4 separate regions of the Mus musculus genome follow, and all the other regions are linked to region 2. A link is a loop called in an ENCODE intact Hi-C map of the cell type or tissue named here. Cell type or tissue: heart. All regions are shown on one strand. Region 1 has its middle 32 kb from the start of Scgb1a1. Region 2 overlaps Ahnak (AHNAK nucleoprotein (desmoyokin)). Region 3 has its middle 13 kb from the start of Scgb1a1. Region 4 overlaps Scgb1a1 (secretoglobin, family 1A, member 1 (uteroglobin)).

Region 1 (5,000 bases), 63 kb after region 2:
ATATGAATGGTAGCTCACAAGATGGGGTAATGGAGATCCTAGAGGAGGATGGGGTTTGTGGTACCCAGGGAGGGCAACCAAAGTGGAGGTGCCTGGAGAACAGGGGCCTTACGGGGCAGTAGGAGGACAGTGTGGGAAGCTGGCCTAGGTGAGTCGGGTCAGAATGTGAAGTGAAAGCCTGCAGGGGAAGTATTTGAATAGGGCTGTATCCTCACTCTCCTCGCTGCTGTGGCAAATTCCTTGCAAAGGATACAAGGAAGGAAGAGCTTATTTTGGTTCACAGTTCTAGGCACAGTGATAGAGAAGTCATGGTGGCAGGCTATTGAGGCAGCTAGCCACATCGCATCCACACACAGATGGCATGGACTCACATCTATAATCCCAGCATCTGAGAGGTTGAAACGGGCCTTGCATGAGAGCCAGGCTAGCCTGGAGTTATAGGCTCTAATAAACAGACAGACATAGACAAGGAGGCATGGATCTGTAATACCAGAATTTGGGGGTTAGAGGCAGAAGGATCAAGAATTTGAAGTCAAATCTTTAACTATCAGAGAAATTTAAGTTAAAATCCCTTTTAGATCTCATCACGTACCAGTCAGAGTGGCTGTCATGAAGCAAACAAATGACAAGTGGGGGTGTGAAGAAAGGGAAAACTCTGTTTACTGCAATTGGGGGATGCAAAGTTGTGCAGCTATTGTGGAGATAGCACAATATTCTAAATCAACGAACAACCTAAAAATAAAACCACCAAATGACCCAGCTGCACTACTCCCTGGCATTTATTCAAAAGACTCTTAGTCAATATATCCCAATATCTACAGGCACATCGCTGTTCACTGCTGAGCTATCCACAATAGCCAGAAGATGGAAGGAGACTAGCTGCTAATTAACATATTAGTGGATAAAAGAAATGCAGTTTTATGTAGCCATAATGAAAAAAATGAAATTGTGACACTTGTAGGAAAAAACTGGAACTTGATAGCACGATGTTAAGCTAAATAAACCATGCATAGAACTAAAAAAAAAAAAAAAGAAAAGAAAAGAAAAAAAAGAATAAAAAGAATTTGAAGTCATCTTTGGGTACATGGTGAACTTCAGATTAGCCTAGTCTATATGAGACCTTGTCTCAAAATAAGAATAAGAATGAAAAGACAAAAACAAAACCAAAAAATGTGGGAGAGGTTCAGTGTGGGTGAGTGAGCTCCTGGCACTTGATTTTTGTTTTTATTTTTTGAGACAGGGCCCCACTATGTGAGCCCTGTCTATCTTCAAAAATGTGATCTTTGTACTTTGACCTCCTGAATGGTGGAATTATGGGTGTATGTGTGGATGCATGCCTGTGTACGTGTAACAGTATGTATGCATACATGCACACATGCACTTGTGTTTATATAGGTACACACATATGCTTGTGTATGTATACACATACAAAACACTCATATATACACAGAGGTTTACAAATGCATGTTTGTATGCATACACATGTATGTGGACTCACATCCATGTAAATGTGTGTATGAGAAGTGGGCTGTGGGAGGCTAGGATCCTACTGCAGCTGTCAGGGGTCAGAGCCAGCATCATGGAAATCATGGTTAAAATGATCTCAGCCTCAGTCTTAGACTAAAGTGGTTCAGGCAAATGGAAGTTACATAGTTAATAGTAAAAATGATATTGATTCTGTCGGTTAAAAATGACAATTTTCTCTTTGCTAAGAAGTTAGATGGAAGGTGCTTTCTTAATTTTATGAGGCCTTGTGGATATGGAGATAGATCTAGATTTTACTAATGTTTCCCTTCTCCAGAGGAGGAGCTTAGAGGAGCCTCAGATGGGGCTATTATAGGGTTTTCCAGATTCAGTGTCTGTCTGCTACTGCAGACATGATGTCTTTCTCTGCTGTCTCCTCATTCCCCAACATGCGGTTCACAGGAGGGTTTCCCCCTTTCACAAGGGGACTTCTACTGCCATCTAGTACGTGGTGGCAGGATTGCTGCTAAGTACCCTACAGTGCAAGACTCTTGCAAGACATCAGAAAGAATTGTTCCATCTACAGTGATGCAATTGCTGTTGCTTGGGCTGGCAAGATGGTTTCAGTGGGTAATGGTGCTAAGTCTGATGATCAGAGTTTAACACTTGGAATTCACATGGTTGAAAGACAGAACTGACTCCCACATGTGAAAACACACACAGACACACATACAGACACACACACACACAAGACACACACACACAGGCACACACATACACACACACACACACACCCTCAACTGTAGCACTTTCTGTAGCATGATTACACGAATTTAATTAATCTTGATATAATTAACACAACTAATATAATTGTCTCCCATGCTTCTTAGAGACAGGAACCATGTCTTTGAGACTCATCTATAAGTCCTTGTCTCTGAGACCTCTCAAGTGTTAAAGGAGCCCGATGGGAGATAAGTCTGCAGGAAGTGTTTTCGGAACTAAACTGAAGTTCAAAGAAGCAAAATGGTAAACTTGAGTCACTGAACACCTTCTGAGGAGAAGTACCGCAGAGGACTTGTAGCAGGGGGTGTTGGCAACTGTTCGTCTGTCCTTTCCAAGCCAATCATGGCTTCTAGTGTCATTTCCTCAGTGTTGGTAGACTCAACCACTTCAAGATACATGTTTGGAGTCTGTGGTAGAATATATTCATGTGTGTAAGTGTGGATTCTGAGACATTGAGAATATAAGGTGTCTTAGAGTATAAGTGTCATCTGTCTGTTTGTGTCTTCCTTATCTTTCTCTGGTCTCTTCCTGTATTTCCTTCCCTCTACTTCTGTCCTCTACCACATGGTCTGGCCCAATGATGGAGCTAAGTGACCATGGGCTGACTTCTCTGAAACCTGTAGCTCAAATACATACATTGTGTTTGGCCCCAGTGGTGATGAAGGTTTTCTTGGGGAGAAGAGAATGGAGGTTTGAGGAGAAGCAGAGATTCATTGAGGACAGGTAAATCTGCTGAGGATAGCTAAAAAATGAGCTAGTAGAAGAAGAGAAAGCTGAGGCTAGGGAAATATTTAATTTATTTATTTGCTTTTACTTTTATTCATGTGTGTATGTGTGGATCTTTGTGTCTATGTGTGGGTACCAGTGGAGGGCATAAGAGGAAGAGTCAGGGCTTCTCTGAGTCCCTGATGTGGGTGTTAGAACCTGAACTCTGGTCCTCTGGAAGAGCAGCAAGTGATGTTAATGACTGAGCCATCTCTGCAGTCCCAGGATACATATATATTTCCCTAAGATGGCAAATATTAAAACTTGTGGCCTGCTCGAGTGATGATTCAGCAGAGACAGAAAGATAGAAGAGGCAGAAGTCAGGATGATAGGATCCTTGTCCCTAGTACTGGTAAAGAGACAAGGGATGGGGTAGGAAGTCTTTTGTACACAGGAGGGTGCACCTCCCCTTGTATGGAAAGCAAAGCTAATTAGTTACCTGCCCAGCTATAGCATTAAAAGTCTAGTTTTGCTGGGCAGTGGTGGTGCACGCCTTTAATCTCAGCACTTGGGAAGCAGAGGCAGGCGGATCTCTGAGTTCGTTCAAGGCCAGCCTGGCCTACAGAGTGAGTTCCAGGACAGCCAGGACAGCGAGGGCTATACAGAGAAACCCTGTGTCAAAAAAACAAAACAAAACAAACAAACAAACAAAAGAAAGTCTAGTTTTAAGATGAAGAATTCCAGATCTCAGGAACACCCTTAGCCCCAGCAAAGCAGGGCGGTTGGTCATTCCTTACATCAAAGAATGGGCCTGCTGGGAGAGTACCCAGATGGATGAAGGCAGACAGGTGGAGGCTGGATAGAAGGAAGATGAGATAGCCTTTCATCTTGGCTTCTATTTTCTTGGTGGCTTAATCTGTGAGATTGTAATCTGAAAGCAGAGATCTGGAGGGAGGCAGGCTGTGGGAACAGATGGGTGTGGGTTCATCGGTATGCAAAAGGAGAAAGGGAATTTGCTGACAAAGGTAGTGCTAGGTGGCGGTTTGAGACAGGTAGTCAGGAGTTTAAAGGGATACTAGTCAGCCTGAGCATGGGGTGTGTACAGAGATGTAGTGAGCCTATTATAATAGACTCATTGGAAAGTACAGCTGTTAAATTATAGTTGAAACAGATACATTATTGGCAACACATTGTGTAGAACTGGGAAGGAACCTGCAGAGGCAAGCCTCTAGAGAATAAATAACAACTTCATCATCATCGTGTGTGTGTGTGTGTGTGTGTGTGTGTGTGTGTGTGTGTGTGTGTGTGAGAGAGAGAGAGAGAGAGAGAGAGAGAGAGAGAGAGAGAGAGAGAGCGAGAGACTGTGTGTGACACAGTATATGTGTGGAGTTCAGAGGTCAAATTCTGGTGTTGTTCCTTATTTTCTACCTTGTTTGAGACAGTCTCCCCCCACACCCCAACTCTACCCCTACTATGCACAGCAGGCTAGCTAGGCTGAGAACTCCCTGGATTCTCTCCTGTCTCCACACTCCATTTCCCTGGAAAAGCACTAGGATTGCAAAACCACACTACTGGGCTGGAGAGATGGCTCAGAGATAAAGAGTACTGGCTGCTCTTGCAGGGACCCAGCTTCTGTTCCTACCACCCACATGATGGCTAATAACCAGCTGTAACTTCAGTTCCTGGGGACCTAATATCCTCTTCTGGCCTCTGTGGGGTCTGTATGAATACACATGGTACACAGACATAATATGGTGCAGGCAAAACACCCCTTTAAAAAGGCTGAAAAAAGTCAACAAAGGTGTCCCACTGTACCAGGCTCTGTGTGGGCTCTGGGGTTTCATATTTTGGTCCTCACATTTGGACCAAGCCCCTTACCCATGAAACTGTCTTCCCAGACCCTCTTGGTGGATTTTGCATAATGGATCTTTAAGCAGAGTGGGTGCCTCTAGAATTTGCAAAGAATGCGGTTTTGGAGCCAAAAGGGTTCATATTATACACCTGCCACTAACTGATCAAGTGGCTGTGAAGCTCTGTAACTGTAAAGC
Region 2 (5,000 bases):
ATGTAAGGCTTTCCCATGCAGGGAGGGGATGTGCAGTGTGCGGGAGCCTGGGCCTCCTCTGGCTGGAGCCCCTTTCAGTGCCGAGGCAGATTTGGGGGACGCAGAACCTTGGTGGCGTTGGGTTGACATCAGGGCTAGCTGTACATGGCGATGAGCACTGAAGACTCTTGGGGTGACCCGGGGATATCCTACAAGTCAAATGGAGTGGAGCCTTGACAACGTAGTGTCCCTGGTATGTGTGTGTGTGTGTGTGTGTGTGTGTGTGTGTGTGTGTGTGTGCTTGCCTGCTCACTCTATTGTCACTTCTGCACAATGTGACCACAGAAGATTGTGCGCATGATGTCTGGGTTGGCACCCTGGTTTGGCAGGGTGTGGCCCTAGGCTGTCTCTGAGGACACACGTGTCCAGGGGTACTTGTCTCAATGTCCCTGTTCTGTGGAGGGGATTTGCAGAAAAGCTTCTGGAGGTAGTTGGGGGGATGGGGGTGGGGGATCCTTGGAAAGTGACCTGGAATTCCCAGGAGAAAAAGGACTCCCAACAAATGGTTTTGAAACAGTTTGCCCTTAAACTTTAGCAATGGCAGGAACCATCTTACTGTACCTAACGTATACTAGATGGGATGAATTCACAAGATCCAATGATTCATGTCCTCATATCAATGATACTGTCCTCATAGGTGACTGGGAGAGGGGAGGGCACACAGGAAGATGCTATGGGCAATGTGGGCAATGTTTAGGGCCTCTCCCCACACTGAGAATGGCTTAGGTGAGTAGAACTGTTTTGGTCCTGCCCTATTAGGGAAGTCTCTGGGGGTAGGGTGGGTCTCTTTTCCTTTTCCCAAGCTGAATGAACTAGTAGCTTCCTTTTCTTGAAAAACTATGGGGGTGTGGGGGAGGGCAGGCCTGTATCTGGTCTGTAGAGTGTGCAGATTGTGCAGTAGAAGGGAACCCCTCATTTAAGGGCCACTTCCTCGGCCTGAGCTGAGTTATGGGGCAAGGGGAGTGTGGGAAAGGAACTGGGAACAAGGGAGCTGATCTAGTAAAGGACTGGAGGGGGGCGTAGGGATGACATCTGGAAGATGTCTGAACTCCTTTCTAAAGCTCTTGTCCCTAAGAGATTATGCAAAGGGACATTGTGAAGAGAACCAGGACATTCAGAGAGACAGGCACGTGAGTCATCCAAGACTTAGTGCTAATGGTTTGGAAGTCAGCAGTGATACCCTGAGGGTCTTGGCCTAGCACTCCACAGCTCCAAGTCCAGAAAAGGACAAGAGAGAGAAAGAGTAGACCGGGGAGCTCACTTCAGGCCTAGAGAGGCTCTGCTTAGAGGTTCAGAGCCCTACAGGCCTTACGCTCCACTTGGAACTGTCTGTCGGGTTCTGGCAGAGCACACCACTCTGAGCCTGAGGAGCTGGTTTGAGGGGTTGGGGTAAAGCTGTGGGAGTGGAGGATGTGTTGGGCACTGGGGTGTGGTCACTACCTTTTTCAGAACTTGGGAACTGCCTGGAGACAGACAAGAGAAGCAAACTGGGAGAGCTAGTCCGACTTCTGAAGGGATCTTTGCCTGGACACCCCCAAGTTTCTCTCCTTGGGGCTGGGCTGACCACGTGCTTATATTCACTTGGGTTAGAGGAAGGGAGGTGGCTGCCAATTTAGAATGTGCAATACACCTGGGCCCCTTCAGGCTTCAGCCAGGGCTCCCAGGAACTTGCAATTCCTTGAGTTGACCATTGGATCATCTGGCCGGCTTCCAAAGCCTTCTTGATCATAGTATCGTCCATGTCTGAGTGTGTCCAAAAAGTGTCCGAACGGGGGTTGTTGTGGCAATGTTTCTGCGGAAATGTCTGTGTACTTTGACGAAGCTCCCCCTTTCTCTTTCCTAGCCCCAGTTTCCGTTGGTGCTAAAGCTCAAATAATTGGTCTTGGGCCCGTCACTGTTTGCATTACAGGAGTCATTGTTCACTTTCAGTGAAGTTGGTGTTATTGCCTGTGAGAGGATGTCCTGTTCATGGGGTCCTCACACTGTGGTAAACCTGGATATGTCACCTCTGTTATCCTCCCGGGACTTGGAGGGCAGAGGCAGTGACTGATTGACTACTCTGGGGTACAAGTTCCATGTCAGTGTATGGAGACTGCACTTATGGACTCAAGTGAGCTCCTTTGTCCTGCACAGGTCCAGGCCATGACCTAGAGGCCCTCAAGGAGGATAGGGCAGTCTTGGGAGTATAGTCCCCACACATGGAGGTTGAGCTGGGCAAAGCATTGCATACGGCCTGTCAGGGAGCGGCATCCTGCCTGGTCCCTGGGGCCTGGAGCGGAGGTTCTGGGGGAAGGGGAAGTGCCTGGAGCTGATCCTGGCTACGTGTCCTGGCTAGGCTGGGAGTGGGAGGGAGCATTGCAGCCATCATTTGAAGACCTGGCTCTGAGTCTTTTTGCTACATGGCTTGACCACTGGGGGGCGAACATGCAGCACTTACTAGGGAGCTGGGTGGGGCACAGGGTATAGTCTAAACTGTAATCTACCCCACAAGGCAACAACAAACTTCTCCCTCAGGTTCCCCAACCATAGGACACTGCCCTTAGAGTTGGTGTTTTAATCTCAGAAGTTCTGTCTAAGGCCAATTTTTCCTTGGTGTTGTGCCCTGATGGGGAAGTTTCCACTGGGTAATACAATGCTGTCTTCAGTCTCTGTCACTAGGAGAGGTGGAGGGCCCCTTAGCTAGGGGAGGGAGAGGGACTCTCCCTTCCTGCTGGAAGTGAGAATTTAGAGCTTTAGGGCTTGCCACTTGTTCTAAAGAGTTGTGGGGAAACGTGTGTGGCCCGAGTCGAGAGAAGGAGTTGGAAACCAAGAAGCAGTTATGGTCCTGATTATGGCTGTCCTAGAAGTCAATGAGCAAAACCCAGCATGCTGGGGAGGGGGATGCTAAAGGAGGCTGGTGAAACGTCCTTCTGGTAGTTGTGGTGGCATGGCTGACGCTCGAAGGACAGACACAGTGGAAGGTGCACACCCTGGGATCTGAGTACCAGGTGGACAGGTGGCAGATACCCGCTGTGAGCCATAAAGCTTACCAAGAGGACTGCCTACGCTGGGAAAGGTGGGAGATGGAATTGACAAGGGTCTCTGTGAGCTTCTGCACGTGTGTAGTGTGTGTGTGTGTGTGTGTGTGTTTCCCCCTTATGTCTTTCTCTGAATATCCCTCCAATATCCAGGTCATCTGGGTCTTGTTGGTTTAATTAATTCTCTTTGATCTTTCCCTCCCATAAGTGGAAAGTTCCCTGTCCCATCCTCTACTTAAGTAGCCTCATTTGCCTAAAAGTTTAGATATTCTTGTCTTAGCCTCCTGAGGATTCTAGGTGACATGAGACATGAGGTTTACTCCTATAACGTTTTTTTGATTGTTTCTGACAGGATCTCATGTAGTCAAGGCTATCCTTGAACTCACTATATAGCCTAGGAGGGCCTGGAACTTGCAGTGATCCTCCTGGCTCAGCCTCTTAAGTACTAGGATTTTAAGTGTGCACCATTATGTCTGTCTCTGCTAAATGTTTGTTGTTTTTCTTGTTTTGTTATAAATGCTTTGTGTGTGTGTCTGTGTGTGTGTGCATGTGTGTACGCATGTGTGTGCATCCTCATGCTTTGGCACATGTATAAATGTTTTTAGGACAACTTGCAGGCATCAGTTCTCTTCTACCATGTGGGTTCTGTTGATCCCACTCAGGTTGAGTGCTAGAGAGAAAAGCATCTCTTGTCTTCCACGTTGGCCCAAGAGAGATCCAGAGTTAGGCTCTGGAGAGTTCAAGCGTTTGAAAATCTTAGGATTCCTGCCTCTTGGAGACACAGTCTCAAAGAGACCCAGAATAAAGGTTCCTTAAATGCTGGGCCCGGGGTACCTACAACTCTGCCTAGGTAGGGTCGTCATGAGGCTGGTGGAATGCAGGAGCAAGGCTTCTTGCCCTCTTCTGGTGGGTGCTTCCCTCTGGCTCATTCTCTCCTGCTCCAGCACAGGACTTGCTTCTGGGTGTTTGTTTGCCTTATGGGTGTTTCTCTGTGGTTTCCCATGTGTCTCATCCTATATGTATATTTGCGTCTTGATCTCTTTGCTTGGATGAAGACTGTTAGATTGGGGCTAGTCTCCATAGTCCTAAAATAATGATGTTAATTCACCCCTGTGGGAGTGCTTGTACACGAGATGAGACCCTAAGAAAGGGATAACAGTGGCACAGTCCTGGCAGGCACGGTTCTGCAGAATTCCTTCTCTCTCTCTTCTTTTTTTCTTGGTGAGAATTTTTTTTAATTATCTTTAATCTTTTTTTACAATCCAGTTGTTATCCTCCTCCAGGCCCGTCCTCGTCCTCTAACAGTTCCTCATCCCATTCCTCCTCTCCAGTCTTCAAGAGGATGTCCTCCACCCTTCCCCACTCCCCACCCTGTCAGGCCTCCCCACTCCCTGGGGCCTTAAGTCTCTTGAGGGTTAAGTGCATCTTCTCTCACTGAGGCCAGACCAGGCAGTCCTCTGCTGTATATGTGTCAGGGACCTGGTACTGGCTAGTGAACGCTGCTTGATTGTTGGCTCAGTGTCTGAGAGATCTTAGAACTCCTTCGCTTAACTACTGATGGCAGGTCAGTGTTCAGCTCTCTCTTTCCCTTTGGGGAGTGTTTATGACAGCATATCTATCGTCCTTCCGGGTGTGTCTCTCTGACTATCCAACCCCTCACCTGGTTAGGAGTGTCAGAGCTTTCCCTCTGGTGGAGATCTCTAATCCTAGCTATGAGTCATTATGTTCTTGGGATGGAAACTCCGTGTCCCTGGCCTCGTGTGTATGGCAGGTTAGTTAGAGCATGTGGGTGCAGGAGGATGGAAGGTTCAGTTACTAAGGCCCTCCCTGACGTAGGCGGAGGACTTTTTTCTTCCCTGAGTATTATGCAGATCCACTCCTTGTGTCCTTCTGGTACAGGCCTATTCAGCCATTGAGGTTCTAGGGCTTGGCTTAGCAGACAGA
Region 3 (5,000 bases), 81 kb after region 2:
GGCATAGATTGCCCGGCGGCTTCAGCTCAAGGACCAGACCTGGAAGGGTCCTAGGCTGGGTCTGTCATTTCTACAGCCAGGGTCTTTAAGGCCAGTTAGGGGCAGAAGGCCCAGGGCTGTGTCCAAGGAATGGGGTGGAGTTTCCTTTTTCCTTGTTCTCTTTGCACTTAGCCTTTTAGTTGTAGAGTTTAGAACATTTATCAGCCTTTCTGGGTTCACTTTTCATCACCAGATAATAGATTGGTTGCAAAAAATGATAGGGTCATGTGTATAATAACAAGAGGGGCTGGAGGGTGTGTGATGCTGTCTGCAGTCTGTGGGAGTCTGTCAAGAAAGACCGTGTAAGGATGGTGATCAGGAAGACAGAGTGAGGAGTGATGTAGGCCACGGTGGGGCACAGGATAGTCATTTTTAAGATACAACAACATTCAGAGGAGGGGACCTGGACAGATTTCTCAGTGGTTAAGAATTCTGGCTGCTCTTCCAGGGGACCCTGAGTCTCAGCATCCACATGAGATGAATCACAACTACTTGGAACTCTAGCTCCAGGGGATCCAGTGTACTCTTTTTTTGTTTTGTTTTGTTTTTGCTTTGTTTTTTTGAGATGGGGTTTCTCTGTATAGCCCTGGCTGTCTGGGAACTCATTCTGTAGACCAGGCTGGCCTTGAACTCAGAAATCTGCCTGCCTCTGCCTCCCAAGTGCTGGGATTAAAGGTGTGCGCCACCACTGCCTGGCCAGTGTATTCTTCTAGCTTACACACACACACACACACACATTTTTTTAAAGTAAAAGATATGACAATGTGACAATATTTAGATGTATAGCTTATGTTATACAGGAGGCTTAAGCAGAAGGCTCATTCATGAATTCAATGTTAGATAGTGTTATATAGTGAATTCTAAGGATACTTGAGGCTACCCAGTAAGACCATGTCTCTTATATTTTTGGTTGTGAGCCTAGACTTTAATGGCTGAGCCATTTCCCTAGCACAAGGCCATGTCTCAAAAAATTAGATAAAATAGTAAAAGAGGGCTGGTGAGATGGCTCAGCGGTTAAGAGCACTGACAACTCTTCCAGAGGTCATGAGTTCAAATCCCAGCAATCACATGGTGGCTCACAACCATCCATAATGAGAAACAAACAAACAAACAAAACTTATGGGCTAGAGTGAGCAGGGCCAGAGCGAGCAGGGGGTGGGAGGGAGAGGCTGGAGCAAGATGGAGAAGGGAAGGGGGAAAATAATAATAATAATAATAGACGTGGGAAGGTGAGCAGGATTTTTGACATGTATATCACTGAAGTGTGATATTCTTACCATTTGTTTCATATTATCTGGTGTTTATATTGAAGATTTATTTATTTATTTATTTATTTATTTATTTATTTATTTATTATTTATTCTGTTTATTTGTTCATGTATACATGTATGTGTGTGTTCATGTGTCACTGCCCTCATGTGGAAGTTAGAGGAAAACTTTTGGGACTCACTTCTCTCCTACATTTGTCAGTTCTGAAGATCAATGACAGGTTGTCAAGCTTGGTGGCAAGTGCCCTTACCTGCTGGGCCATCTTGCCAGCCCATTTGTTTAGTACGCATCCCAGGCTGGTACAGAACCTGTGACCATCCTGCTTTGGCCTCCCAAGTACTATGGTTACCAGTATGCCCTGCCATGCCCAACTTTCCTGATTAACTTTTAAAACCTTTAAGTTTAATTAAAAGTGATTTTTAGCTGGAGCTGTAACTCAGGTGGTATCGTGCTTCCCTGGCAGGCTTGTAACCCTTAGTGGAGAAAAGGCCAGTGCAGGCATTGATTCCAGGCTGCCTCCCGGATCTCTTGTTCTCTATTGTCTTCAGTGGGGACAGGTGTGGTCAGAGGGCATGGCTATCCTTTTAGTCATGATTACAGGGTTGCACTGAGATGTGACCACAGTATGAGTCATCATGAGATATTCTGGATGCGATCGGCGGTCATCTTTGTCCACTAAAAGAAGCTCAGGCACCGAGATGCAGGCATGGACATTGGCACTCTTGGGCTGGGGGCTTGTCAGATCTTGCTCGCTCTGGTTTCTGGAATGGGAGAAAGTTTTGGAGAGAGAGAGAAGCTGTGGAAAGCAATCCCTGCCCCCCCCCCTCCCGCAAGGGCCTGGAAATCCTGCTGCAAGGCCTGGAATTTCGTCTTCCTGTTTAGCCTGGCTGTTGTTCACCCACATTTTTGGCCCTGACACATCCTCTTCCTCCCCCTCCCAGGATGTCTCCTCATCTGCAAAATGAGGGGGTTGTATTAGATCGTATCTCAGGCCCCTTTACGTTTGAAAAAGTGATGATCCTGCTTCCTAGACACTTCCTCACTTTCCCCGCAGGCCTTTTGATTGACAGAAGAGGAGGGAGAATGTATGTACGTTCTATCTATAGCTCTAGCTCAAAACAGAGTGATCTAGCCCAACAGAGAGTGATCCAGCCCAGGAACTCAGTGGCATTGAGGTTGAAAGACACTGTTTAGAGAAGGAGAGACAGAGGAGGTGGAAGGACTTGAAAGACGGGTGTGTAAATGCTCTATAGGTAGTGGATAAATGGCAGTGAAAGAACAAGAATGAAAGAGGAAGAAGATGGATGTGTGGCCAGTGTTTAAAAGGGAGAGACTAGGAGCTGCTGGCACAGGATGGATGTGTCGGCAATGTGCTTACAGCTTGGGTGAATAGATTTTAAGCTGCTGACCTCAGTATAAACCAGCGCTGAGAAGTGCTACAGTTTGGATGCTGAATGCTCCCTGAGACAAGGTTTACGTGTTTAAGGCTTGTTCCCCAGGGTGCCATTGGGAGGTTATTAGGGGTGTGCCCTTTGAAAAGATCGGGGGACCTCAGCTACTACCTCTTTCTCTGCTTCCTGGCCACGGGGTGAACTGTTCTGCTTCATTCTCCTGTAGTTGTAACTGGCCTGGCAGAAATGAAGCTGTTCTAAGGTATCACTCAATCTAACTCTCAAACTACTGAAATAGTGGGCTCCAAAGAAATGGGAATTTCCTGGAATTCTCTAGATGGGCAGAGGAAAAGGTTCCACCAGCCAGAGCCGGAGCTTGTCTTCCAGAAAGAGATTTCACTCAGTCCTAACAGCTTGTCAGGAAGAGACTAAAACCCAAATAAAGATGGGTTCTTGGTGGGCGGGCTCACAACTTGACAGGAACTGCTTAGCTGTGCTTGTCTTTGGCCCTCTATCTAAACTTTGATCTCACTTTTAGACTCTGAAGATAGGGTTGGAAGCAGAGGTGGCTGGATCTCTCTGTCCTTCCCAGTGTGGCCACATGGAATGATCGCCATTCTCTGCTTTCCACTTTTAATTTGACTCTTTCAATTGGCTTATTGGGGATCGGTGGCTGTACCTGACACAGACAGGCTATGAATCCCAAGTTCTATAACAGCCACCTGGCTTCATCAAAGGCCCAATGGAATGGGGTGTGTCAGATCTTGGATTATCTTCTCCAAAACACATGGTTTCAGATAAGTGTTTCTCCTTATAAAAGAATCATCCTGTTATTTCATTATAGTAACAGAAATCTGACCACACAAAGAGATTGATGGCACACCCTCCCCCAATCTCCTGATTCACTATGAAAGAGCCACACCCTGTGAGGGACCCTTCCTCTGGAATTTTGAAGGGGTGGCTGTTAATGTCACATGACAGTATGAGGATAACACACTGGGTGGTCCAGTGACTCAGGCAATCACTTCCCTATGAGCTCTATCATGAGGCAGTCACGCTTTCTCTTGCTTTTCACTAAAATGACAATCCAGTTGTTATTGCTAGAGTCAGATAAAAGAAGATGAAGAGAAATAAGAACTATATTGTGCCTGTAACTCCAGCTACTCAGGAGGCCTGAGAGACGAGGCTTGAAATTGGAGGCTAGCCCAGGCAACTTAGTGAATGAGACCTTATCTACAAAGGGATGGGGAGGTAGCTCAATGGTAGAGTGCATGAGTAGTGTGTGCAATGCCCTGGGTTCAGTGTCCAGTGGGTGTGAGTGCCTGTACAGGCCAGAAGAAGGTGTTGGAGCTCCCTAACCTGGAGTGACAGGCAGTTGTGAATGGCCTGACTTGGATGCTAGGAGCCCAGTTCAGATCCTCTGAAAGAGCAAGAAGCAGGTTTAGCTTCTGAGCTGGCTCTCCAGCCCTGAATGTGATTTCTTAATGGCTAAGGCTAGAGGTGGCTGCTCTCTTCCTGGCTCCTCACCTTCATCTGCTATTTGGATGTTCTCTAGAACACATTGTTCTCTTCTGGTCTTGGGCTTGTACAGGGCACCCAAAGGACACATACTGACTTCTTACAGCTTCCATTCAGTCTTTACTGAATGGAAACCACACAAGGAGGTACGTCCAAACCCAAACATGACGAACAATAGGAATTTCCAATGCTTTCTACTAGGCGCAGGTTTCTACTGTTTCAAGGTTCTGCTGGGCTGGGGTGGTGAGGAGGCCTTTTCCAGCTCACGTAGACTGAACAGGATGGAAAGATGCGAATAGTGTTTGGAATAATAATAATATAATAAAATATCTCTGTTGTTGTTTTACAGGGCTGTAGCAGTGGCCAGGAAGAAAACTGCCCCCACTGGAGGTTGTTTTTGTGATTGTTCTTTGGAGCATTGTTCTAAAAATGGGAAATCACATCTTGCCATGCCAAAGGAAACAAACACCTGCAGTTAAAGGGATGCCTTCTTTGAGGTGGCTTTTTGGAGCAAACACAGTTGTAGCTACAGCCGCTTCTGGATAGAGGCTGTGGCAGAAGTTTGACGGGCCCTTTCTTTGCTTGCAAGGGATGGGATGTGGGCTTATTTTCGTATCTAGGGTGGGCTTTGGCAGCTGTGGGTATAGGCGACTCTCTTCTTACCTACCCAATAAACTTTTGTCATGCATTGTTTGTTCTGTGATCACCATGATGGGTTTTGCGTACTTATTTGTATTTTGAGATGGTCTCAAAATAATGAAACTCAAGCTGGCTTCAAATTTA
Region 4 (5,000 bases), 90 kb after region 2:
GATAATCAATGGATCCAGGTTCTAACAGGCTAAGCTCCTGAGCCTGCAAATGGCAGGCAGTCCCTCTGTAGAGACGTTCCAGGCTAAAATTCCTGTGGTTGCAGACGATGCGGGTAGCATAGTTTTAATTTTTTCTTCCTCACCCAGATTCATAGTTTTCTTCACAAAGCCACCAAGAAATATGACCTTTCTCTTCCCCAGGTTCCTCAGAGTTATGAATGTTAAAATTAAGAGTGCTAAATTTCTTTTCTTTCCCTTCCTTGCCTTTTTTCTTTCTCCCTCTCCCTCTCTCCCTCTCTCCCTCTCTCCCTCTCCTTCTCTCCCTTTCCCTTTCCCCTTCCCCTTCCTTCCTTCCTTCCTTCCTTCCTTCCTTCCTTCCTTCCTTCCTTCCTTCCTTCCTCCCTCCCTCCCTCCCTCCCTCCCTTCCTTCCTTCCTTCCTTCCTTCCTTCCTCCATCTCTCCCTTCCTTCCTTTTTTGAGGCAGAAGCATAGTTCACTAAATAGTTCTGGGCTGGCCTGGAACTTGCTACATACCCAAGTTGGCCTCGAATTCACAGCCATCCGTCTGCCTTTGCCTCCCAGATGCCAGGGTTAGAGGTGTGTACCACTATGCTTGGCTATTGAATTTTTAGACAAAGCTGGTCTTGAGTTTGTAGTGATCCGTCTGCCTTTGCCTCTCAAGTGCTGGGATTACAGGTGTGTATCACTAGATGCTGCTTTTAATCTTTTTTATTTTTATTTTTTGACTCAGAAACATTTAAAATATCATCTTCATAGTTTGAGCTTAATACTTTTCAAATTCAGGAAGTGTGTATTTGCCTCCTATGTTTTAGTTTGGCATATTCATAGTGAGGATGGCTGATTATAGAAATAGAAGTATAGATTCTCTGTCTCTCTCTCTCCTGAGATGGTCTCATTCTGTAGTTTTAGCTGACCTAGAACTCAGACTGTCTGCCTTTGAGTGTTAAAGGCAGGCATCACTACACTCAGCCTTTCTTTATTTTTGAAATGTAAACACCACTTTTAGCAAGTGGTTCCTTAAAACAACATCATCAACAACATCCAACTATGCTGGCCTGGGCAGGACCTTGGCCTACTAGCAGGATCAAGATATTAACTTAGCAGGTCAGGGAAAAAAAACCAAAATCCCAATGGCCACTTCCTATTTTTCTCCAATTTCATTTACACTGCACAGATAATTCACCTTTTCTATGGTTGTAGTCAGTTCATTTTTGCATTTGGCCATGCACTCGCGCACGCGCATGCGTAGATTCACCTCGTGCCCAGCAGCTCTCATGGGTGCTCATGGGGCTTCATGTTTGCACAGCGAACAGTTTCCTGATAGCTACGTTTCCTAGTACTCTCTGCATTTGAAGAACCTAAGGTATGTACCTTTCTCTGGGCTAATACACATTCTTGCACATTGCCAAAGCAGATATCTCTAAGGCAGAGATTCACTGCAATATAATTGTATTTCCTTTTATTCCCAGTCATCGGCATTGTGTTTGTGCAAGGTAAATACTTTCTTAGCAGTGAATAAGTCGTTAAAATTCGCAACTTTTTATGACCTTGGACCTTGTCCATTTAAATAATGCTCACCTAGGTGGGTAGTTCGAGGGAGGCCACATATGCACCTTAGACAGAATGACCTGGATGCAGAAGAATCTAGGGCCTTGGGAGTGAAGGAGTGGGCCGCCACCAGGGCCCAGCCTGCCACAAATAGTCTCTTTTGGAATCACTGGTCCCCCTGACCTGCCCTGGAATTTTTACAATCCCAGCCCCTCCTCTGGCAGACAATGAAGGAGTGGGTGTGGTGGCTTTAGTGCTGTGTACACAAATGAGTGTTTATGGTGGACTTTTCTCATCATTATCCCTAGTTTACTGACCCTGAAGAGTCCTGTGTGGGAGGTTCTACCATCAGTAGGGCAGGAGCTGGGCCTCCGCTCTGGGTTGTGTGAGAAATAAAAGAGATATGCTAATGTCTGCCAAGCCAAAGCTTGTAAGGTTGCAGTTTCTGCTATGGGACTTTAAAACCAGGCAGGTGGACCAATTCTTGGTCCTCTCTGTCTTCAGGGCCATCTCAGAGTCTAGATATGTCAGGATGGCCTTTGAGGTCTTGTGGGAGTGGAATTACTCCTAATTCCAATAGGACTGGCCGGTCACTGGAAGGCTTCAGCCGTGCTACTTGTGTGCCGTGCTAGACTACTTGTGTGCCTTTCGGTGGGTTTTTCCTCAGAATTTTGACAAAAACAAACAAATAAACAAACAAACAAGCAAACAAACTCTGCCCAAATAAAGCTTTAGAGGCCAGATAAAACGATTTAAAATCGATGCTAGAGAATGACTCTCACCATCTGCCCCGCCCAAAAGTCAAAGGGTTGGTGCGGGGTCTAGTCCTCAAACTCGCAGGGGGCGGTAGCATGGACTACACTGCCCCCTGGTGGCCACGACGCAGGAGCAGGCGTGGCCCGTAACCGCCCATGTAGCTGCTTCTAGGCGCTGAACTGGCTGCCTGGCTGGCTGGCGTTCTCTTCCATAGCTTCCTTGTTCCGGTGCCCTCTGCCTCTTCCCTTTCTATTTCTACATACAGCTCTTCTGCACACGCCTCCAACTCTACTCTTTTTTCAACCTTTTGGGATGGTGTGGCCCGGCTCCAGTGGAGGCTCGCTGATGTTAGGACAAATTCTAAACCAATCAACATCTTTTTGGGCAGCGGATATTGTGTGTGGCCAGTACAAAAAGGTCCCAAGGTGGGGCTTGACTTTTAGGAACTAAAGGTCGAAGAGAGGGGATGTCTGGATTGAGAAGGGGGAGACAAGGGCTGTCATGGGTCTTGTGTTGAGCTTGAACATTTATGGTCCGTATGCTTTTAAGACTGGAGTGTGGGAACACTGCTAAGATTTTACATGGGATCAAACTCCCTGTGGTGGATGCATGGTCATTGAATTGCTTAGCAGTTAGTCAGCTGGCAGCCTGTAAAGGGGCCTCTGGGATTGCAGCAGCCAGGGATGATGGTGTGGCCAGGAGATATTGAAGGAGTGAATGACCCCAGAGGTCTCGGTTGATTGGACAAAGAAGGGCTAAGGGATGCCTATCAGGCTCCTGGCTGGAATAGTGTAGCCCAGAGGATGGAGTTAGAATCCAGTAACATTTAGGACCAGACATGGGGAGGGAGGGATGGTATTACAGGTCTTTTAGACAAGCTAGGCTAGGGCTGTTGAATAGATGGTGGGACTTAACATTCTATTACTAGGTAGGGCATTGCAGTCTACTGATGGCAAATAACTGAAGTGTAGAGGAAGGAGGACTTGTGGGATCTTGTGTGGCACCAGGGCAGGACTCAGCTGTCCTCCCTTACTTCTGGTTCCCTTCACTCACTCCAGCTCCAATGCTCTGGCTCCAGCAGGTACAGAAAAAGACCATTGCACACAGGCAGGTGAGATGCTCGCAGTTTATTGCAAAGAGGAAGGAGGGGTTGGTGTGGGGAAGCCGAGGAGCCGAGGAGACACAGGGCAGTGACAAGGCTTTAGCAGTAGAATATCTCTGAAATCCAGTGAGCTTCAGAATCTTAAATCTTGCTTACACAGAGGACTTGTTAGGATTTTCTCCTAGAATAAAGAAACACCCCACACCCCCAATAGTGAGTGAACCTCAGAAGTAGATGCAGTAGTGGTGCAGAGACTTATCAGACAAAAGCCACAGTAAATTCTGAGAGGAATTGAGGGTTAGAAGGCCTTGGATGGGGAACAAAATACTCATGGATGGAGTTACAAAGACAAAGTTAGGAGCAGAGCCTGAAGGAATGACCATCCAGAGACTGCCCCACTTGGGGATCCACCCCATAAACAACCGCCAAACCCAGACACTAGGCAGATATCAACAAGAGCCTGCTGACAGGAGCCTGATATAGCTGTCTCCTGCAAGGCTCTGCCAGTGCTCGGCAAATACAGAAGTGGATGCTCACAGTCATCCATTGGACAGAGCACAAGGTCCCCAGTGAAGGAGCCAAAGAAATACCCAGGGAGCTGAAGGGGACTGAAGACCCATAGAAGGAACATCAATATGAACAAACCAGTACCCTCAGAGCTCCTTGGAACTATACCACCAATCAAAGAAAACACATGGTGGAACTTGTGGCTCTAGCTATATTTGTAGCAGAGGATGGCCTAGTCCGTTGTCAATGGGAGGAGAGGCCATTGGTCCTGTGAAGGCTCTATGCCCTAGTATAGGGGAATGCCAGGACCAGGAATGGGAGTGGGTGGGTTGGGGAGCAGGGGGGAGTGGATAGGGGATTTTTGGAGGGGAAACTAGAAAAGAGGATAACATTTGAAATGTAAATAAAGAAAATATCTAATAAAAGAGAGAAAGAAAGAAAGAGAGGAAGAGAGAGAGAGAGAGAGAGAGAGAGAGAGAGAGAGAGAGAGAGAAAGAAAGAAAGAAAGAAAGAAAGAGAGAAAGAAAGAAAGAAAGAAAAGAAAAGAAAAGAAAAAGAAGGCCTTGGATGGTTTTCTCAAAGACTACCTAAATTTGATCCACAGGACCCACATGGTGGAAGGAAAGATCCAACTCCTTAAAGATTGTCCTCTGACCTCCACATGTGTCTCACACACACACACACACACACACACACACACACACACTCACACAAAGTAGATAAAATATCAAAATTATTATGGAAAAAAAAATCAGTGGAGTTGGGTGTGCACGGTTCAAGCTTGTAGTACCAGCCACTCAGGAGGCTGAGGTGGGGAGAACACTTGACCCCAGGAGTTTGGGGACAGTGAGACTAGCTCACAGAATCCCCATCTAACACTCATACATACCACCACCACCACCAAACAATAAAAACAAAAACCCAAAAGAAACAAATAAAAAGGCAGGGTACATGGCCAAGATATTCATTTGCCTTTGTAACCCCCAAAATGGTATGACACTGTGCTTGGGAAATCACTTAGAATCAATGTGAGTGACAGATGTTGCATACCGTGAGCTTCATGATG

The links. Hi-C counts contacts between places; a loop is a spot of excess contacts. Peaks named below come from ENCODE experiments on the same cell type or tissue, not always from the same donor. Only the 100,000 strongest peaks of a DNase experiment are listed, where the experiment ranks them.
Region 1: it touches region 2 in a loop (6-fold over the local background); 6 of 42 quality-filtered maps call a loop at or near these places.
Region 3: it touches region 2 in a loop (5-fold over the local background); 38 of 42 quality-filtered maps call a loop at or near these places.
Region 4: it touches region 2 in a loop (5-fold over the local background); 38 of 42 quality-filtered maps call a loop at or near these places.

What each region holds. Positions count from the first base shown.
Region 1 is chr19:9,053,369-9,058,368 of GRCm38, forward strand. It overlaps a transcript of Ahnak not described here. Among named protein-coding and RNA genes, the nearest start is that of Scgb1a1, 32 kb to the right of the region's middle. In heart, a CTCF peak has its summit at 1,964; a DNase peak (open chromatin) is centred at 1,996; H3K27ac peaks cover 473 bases.
Region 2 is chr19:8,990,577-8,995,576 of GRCm38, forward strand. All of the region lies in intron 1 of Ahnak (AHNAK nucleoprotein (desmoyokin)), which reads left to right. Among named protein-coding and RNA genes, the nearest start is that of Ahnak, 3.8 kb to the left of the region's middle. In heart, no CTCF peak of the experiment used is centred here; DNase peaks (open chromatin) are centred at 905, 1,465, 1,695, 2,385 and 2 weaker places; H3K4me3 peaks cover 2,486 bases; H3K27ac peaks cover 3,543 bases.
Region 3 is chr19:9,072,010-9,077,009 of GRCm38, forward strand. It overlaps a transcript of Ahnak not described here. Among named protein-coding and RNA genes, the nearest start is that of Scgb1a1, 13 kb to the right of the region's middle. In heart, no CTCF peak of the experiment used is centred here; DNase peaks (open chromatin) are centred at 1,872, 2,182 and 4,150; H3K27ac peaks cover 1,346 bases.
Region 4 is chr19:9,080,204-9,085,203 of GRCm38, forward strand. It overlaps Scgb1a1 (secretoglobin, family 1A, member 1 (uteroglobin)), which reads right to left. Exons shown (of 3, transcript NM_011681.2): 2 at 4,985-5,000; 3 at 3,439-3,608. The coding sequence ends at 3,561. Among named protein-coding and RNA genes, the nearest start is that of Scgb1a1, 5.3 kb to the right of the region's middle. In heart, a CTCF peak has its summit at 2,440 (motif pointing left); DNase peaks (open chromatin) are centred at 1,748, 2,448, 2,944 and 3,878; H3K4me3 peaks cover 765 bases; H3K27ac peaks cover 1,684 bases.